Linked DNA regions of Homo sapiens: region 1 is linked to region 2. Evidence: read pairs that join two places in POLR2A ChIA-PET (ENCODE). Cell type or tissue: Panc1. All regions are shown on one strand. Links, peaks and the distances in the headings refer to the core of each region. The heading gives the core; the rest is flanking DNA.

Evidence for each region. Peaks named below come from ENCODE experiments on the same cell type or tissue, not always from the same donor. Only the 100,000 strongest peaks of a DNase experiment are listed, where the experiment ranks them.
Region 1: POLR2A ChIA-PET joins it to region 2 with 15 read pairs; 2 of 35 experiments call an interaction of 5 or more read pairs at or near these places.

What each region holds. Positions count from the first base shown.
Region 1 is chr11:35,197,481-35,200,397 of GRCh38, reverse strand. CD44 (CD44 molecule (IN blood group)) reads right to left here. Exons shown (of 18, transcript NM_000610.4): 7 at 2,152-2,277. Among named protein-coding and RNA genes, the nearest start is that of CD44-AS1, 16 kb to the left of the region's middle. In Panc1, for the core only: no CTCF peak of the experiment used is centred there; no DNase peak of the experiment used is centred there; H3K27ac peaks cover 1,850 bases.
Region 2 is chr11:36,111,391-36,114,307 of GRCh38, reverse strand. All of the region lies in intron 4 of LDLRAD3 (low density lipoprotein receptor class A domain containing 3), which reads right to left. Among named protein-coding and RNA genes, the nearest start is that of MIR3973, 100 kb to the right of the region's middle. RefSeq lists an enhancer at 2,492-2,917. In Panc1, for the core only: no CTCF peak of the experiment used is centred there; no DNase peak of the experiment used is centred there.

The sequences.
Region 1 (2,917 bases), core at 236-2,735, 910 kb after region 2:
ATCATAGCAGCACACTGGAAAGAAAGAGGCGTACATCCACCAGCACCCTGATATTGTCACCCAATCTGTTAGGGCTGGAATAAGAGATGCACCTAACAGAAGGATCATGACAAAATCTGAGTCAACATGTTTTGTGAAAGGTTATTTGCAAATCCATCCTAATTGTTTCAAACTTTATTTTGATACCCAAATAACGCAAAACTGTTTTCAGAACTATAATACTGTCAGCTCTATTTTACAAGTTATGAAAAATCAAGTTTAGAATCATTAACCACATTCTCAATAGGCCTGAAAAAGTGCTTATTATCAAGCAGTTATCACACCCCTCCAGAAGAAAGAGGGCATCATGTTGAATTATGTCCATAGGTGCTAAGCAGAAAAGAAAAAAAAAGAAAAGCAGAAATTGGAAAAATATGCCATAGAGATTTAAAAAATTAAAAAAAAAAAAAAAAAAAAAAAAAAACAACACCATGGGAAATTTTTCCCTGAAGCCTGACCATACAATTCATTTACAGGTAGATCTGTTTGGGTTACCACCCAAGGGAATTTAATTTCTTCAGTATCAAGACCACGTATTTACTGATGGGCCCATCTGCAAAGCTGGGCCACATGCTGAACACAGGAGACAGTATAATGTAAAACTCCAGTGTTTTTGATTATTTGGTTTTTGTTCTGAAGTTACCAAAAGGAATTTTCTTATTCCATAGATTAAGCTCTGGAGGGGTGTCGGGTCTAAAAAAAAAATCACTTAAAAGTTTAGATAGAAAATTCTAGTTCCTTTTGAGTATTTGTCATATCAATGTTATATACTCAGATGCCTTCAAGGCCTAAGCTATTTTTTTTTCTGGACCCTTTCTTCTCTGTCCATTTGAGGATGAAATTCTCAGATTTTAATGGAATGGATAGAACTTCAGTGAATTGGGAGAGCTCACACAGCACCCCAAAAGCCTTTTTTCTAAGGAAAAGCAGAACTGTGATGGAGTCAGGTTCAGGATTCTCAGCTCTGTTCAGCAAAATCTTAAGTCATTACAGGTATGTGTGGAAAACTCAGTAATCTGGCAGAATATTAGACCAACCTTTGCATGTTTTTAACTTTTTAAGGATATCTTTAAAGCTCAATTTCCATCTCTTTGTTCTCAAAAAGTTTTATAATTGTCAAAAATTTGGATACTATTATGTACCAATAGTGGTTTCATTATTTGCTTTTAATAAGTGGCAATGTCTTGCTAAAGCTAACCTGACATTTGCCCTTCCCTTCAAGGTCTTTCTGCTATATTGGTGTCCAGCTCATTTGTTAAAACTCTGGATTTGTTCCTTTGACCTCAGCTGGGCTTTGATTAACTAAGATAATTCTTGAGTTCTAGCTCCCATCATTTAAGCCTTTAGGGCCTTCAATTTAGGAACTTCCACAACTTTTTTTTTTTTTTTTTGAGATGGAGTCTGGCTCTGTCACCCAGGTTAGAGTGCTGGAGTGCAGTGGCGCGATCTCCTCCTGGGTTCACACCATTCTCCTGCCTCAGCCTCCCGAATAGCTAGGACTACAGGCACCCGCCACTACGCCTGGTTAATTTTTTGTATTTTTTAGTAGAGATGGGGTTTCACTGTGTTAGCCAGGATGGTCTCGATCTCCTGACCTCGTCATCTGCCCGCCTCGGCCTCCCAGGGTGCTGGGATTACAGGTGTGAGCCACCACGCCTGGCCTACAACTTTTAATTAATACCCTCCTCATCACATTCTTCAAGTCTATTGCTCCAACAGACCATGAGCTTCTGAAAAGCAAAGGCTCTGGCTCTTTTCATCTTCGTGTTTCCAGCACCTAGCACAGTAAGTACACAATGTACATTTTTTGTACTGTTTTAATGTCATTCTCTGATAAAGCCTGATCATTCAAAGACAATCTGTAGCAGTAGATCCCATAGATAAATAAAACAGGAAGAACATGAGACAAGAGAAATTTTGTGAGATATTTTCCCCACTTCTCAAAACATTCTATTTCTTCTTCCATAATCTCATCAAGATATAACTAAGGTATGATCATAGGTTCACCCATTTTTCACATTAACTACTTCTCAAGAGAGATACAATTTGGTATCACTCAGATTAATCAATAAGCCTTGCATAAATGGCTGTACTGTAATTGATTATTCTTACTGGTGCTGGAGATAAAATCTTCATCATCATCAATGCCTGATCCAGAAAAACTGAGGTGTCTGTCTCTTTCATCTTCATTTTCTTCATTTGGCTCCCAGCCTGCTGAGATGGTATTTGAAGACGTACCTGTTGTGGTGACTTGCATTAGTGGCTGAGCTGGACGCCAAGCAACCCACTTGCAAAGGAAGAAAATCAGGCACAGAAGGTATAATGGATTTCCCAGGATTTTTAAAAGAAAGTGAGGGAGTTGACTTGCATACCCCAAATTCTTATGTTCTGATCTCCGAAGCTAATACATAAATCTCAAAACAAGTGGCTATGATCTTTAAAACTGAATATTCTCTTTAAGAAAGCTGAAAGAATAAGTGTGGACATAATCTCACCATATAAGTTTTTAAAGGCTAATGAAAACTCCCCCACACTTTCAGATATGTTTATTATTAACTCATTAACCATATGCCATTAAAGCCAAGCCATCAAGAACAGAATGGAAAGGTTTCACACGTGCCTTTTTTTTTTTTTTTTTTGGTCAAGACACCTTCAGAAAAATGTTGGAATCTACACCTACGTCAGTCATTTCATTGTGTTCACAATTTGCTAATTCATTTTTTATCTTCTCTAGTATCAGATCAGATCAGTGTACCTCCAAACAGAGATGGAAGCTACACTGCAGTTCCCAATACTACTTCAGCATAGAGCAAAAATGTGAAGCCAATTAACAGAGAAATCATTTTTGGCATTATTAGGCAATCAAAGGGGTTAACTA
Region 2 (2,917 bases), core at 114-2,613:
ACAGTGTTGCAGCTCGACCCATTTCACTTGAGTGAGCCCAAGGAGGGACAGCATGGACTGAGAGTTCTCTCTCAGGCTGTGTGAACTGATGTCACTCACAGCAGCAACAAATCTTCTAAAAGTCTTCTAAAAGTTCCGGTGTTGATCAGTGCAAAAAACCTACAGCCCATGCTACTGCATAAGCTAACCTTTGACCTATCGGCTCAGTCCAAAAGAGTCTGTGGCAAAGACTGTGGCTAATCAATCCCCAGTACCCATCCAATCTCCCTTTCTGCCTTTTCATAATATTATAGAAAGTCCTGACTATTTTGATCAATAGAGTATGGCAGAAGTTGGCTGGGAATGGTGGCTCACACCTGTAATCCCAGCACTTTGGGAGGCCGAGGCAGGTGGATCACCTGAGGTTAGGAGTTTGAGACCGGCCTGGCCAAAATGGCGAAACTCCGTCTCTACTAAAAATACAAAAATTAGCTGGGTGTGGTGGCGTGGGCCTGTAATCTCAGCTACTCAGGAGGTTGAGGCAGGAGAATCGCATGAACCTGGGAGGCAGGGGTTGCAATGGGCTGAGATCATGCTGCTGAACTCCAGCCTGGATGACAGAGCAAGACTCTGTCTCAAAAAAAAAAAAAAAAAAAGTGATGCTATGTGATTTCTACACCTAGGATATAAAAGGTGATATAAGTACCCACAATGAGAAAGAAAACATTGATCAGCCTCCCTTGCAGCTAGGTGTGGTCATGTGAATATGTCATGATCAGGCAACCACATCATCAGTGAAAGTGATGTGTATAACTTTCAGGTCATCTTCTTATATATCAAGCTATCTGTCCTGGTCTCCCCTTCTTATTTCCTTTTTCTTTCTTTTTTTTTTAATTTCAGTCTTCTCCTTCTGTACTTCCCCGCTTTCTGATGTCTCAGAAATAGTAACCACTGTAGTGGTCTTGGAATTCCTGAGGAGCGGAGAGCTCCCTGTTGGCCTAAACTGCTCATCTCTGGGGTATTCCAAGTGAGAGATCTTTTTCTCATCGAAGGCACTTATTAAGCCATAACCTGCATCTCATTTTAGCCACTTCACGATGGGATCTCTTTGTTATGGCAGCTTACCCTATGTTCTAACTAATACAGAATCCCTGGGCCACCTCAAATATTCCACATTAAGAACCTAATGTGAGAAAGAATCATAGAAGAAACCCTAGAAACTAGATCCCAAAAGTCCCTCAAAAGATGTGCACATATCTGTCTTTCTGAACCTTTTCCCTGTCTTCCCATTCCTTCCTATTTGTCAGAGGTATGCAATGTAGGTCTTCCATGACTCCATGTATGACTGACTGACACTGACCATTCTTGGTAAGAGCTTGCAATCCACTCAAATCAGTTCAAATGAAGGGAAAGGCATACTCTAGAAGACAGAGGCTTCACTGAAAAGGCAGAGATACTGGGCTTCCTGGGGATTTGGGAAAACATCTGAGGAAAAAAAGCAAATACTCTCTCCATCTCTCTTTTGGGGATGGCCACCTCTGGCCTCTTGGGCTGGCCTCTAGGTGGACCAGCACTCTCTACTATGAATTCTGCCTTTCCCAGCTGTAGCTTCTATGTGACTGTGTCCTATCCTACGGAATGATTTGCTTAGCATCCTAAGGCTGATTCAGCCCTGAGTGTCTTTGAAAGAGACATTCTGATTTGCTGCTGGCCAGCTGATAAACAGACTAGCCTAGGATCAATTGTCCACTTAAGGTTTGGTCAACAATGACTGAGATGGCAGGGAGGTGTCTTGGAGAGCAGAGGGCTGCCCCTTCCAAAGGTCATGAGTGCACGGTCTGGAAGTTGCTGAGGACAGGGCAACTAATTTAACATACATTAAGTCCCCTGGCACTCTGGATATATGGGGAATTCACGTTTACTTTTAAATAGAAGGCCTTATGCAACATTTCTCAAGTTAGTAGTGGTCAAAGAGATGGTTGTGTATTCCTGGTCTTTCTCTTCAATTAAAAAATAAGCTACTAGAATGAAGCAGCTCATAGGAATTCTCTTGACTCTCAGCACCTAGCAATGTGCTCTGCAAAAAGGAGGGTTTCAGAGTAGCAGAGGTATCCATGTTGGCTGGATTTTGAAAATCCAGGAATAATGTTGCAACAACAAGCCTGCATTAAAAAGGATGTGCTATGAGGATCCATTTCATAAAGTGTGGTTTGCACAAACTTATTCTCTCTCTATTTCTGCTGTAGAGGTACAAATAAATTTTCTTAAAGAAAAAAAGGAGGGTTTCAATAACAGCTGACCTACTGATGCAAATTTGAGCAGCAGACACATGATAAAGGGCACAAAATCTCAAGGAAGAGAACCAATGGGAGAAGATGGGTAAGTGTCATTTAGAGGCATTCCACAAAATGAACTAAAGATGAACCAGACTGGGCCGGGCGTGGTGGCTCACGCCTGTAACCCCAACACTTTGGGAGGCCGAGGCAGGTGGATCACGAGGTCAAGAGTCCAGGCCAGCCTGGCCAAGATGGCGAAACCCCATCTCTACTAAAAACATAAAAATTAGCCGGGTGTGGTGGCAGGCGCCTGTAATCCCCGCTACTCGGGAGAGTGAGGCAGAGAAGTGCTTGAACCCGGGAGGCGGAGGATGCAGTGAGCTGAGATCGCTCTACTGCACTCCAGCCTGGGCAACAGAGTGAGACTCCATCTCAGAGAAAGAAAAAAAAAAAAAAAAGATGAAACAGACTGATAACATGGTGGGTTTCCAGAGAGGAAAACAAGGTGGAAACAAGAAAGAGCTGCTTGGAGTACTTGGGGGATGTGACAAGAACTGACATATTTGCAACACAGAGCACATTTCCACCTTTCACTGGCCACAAAGCTATCAGGAAGTCAAACTGGGGCCAAAAAAAAAGACATAACTGACCTGATTGAATAA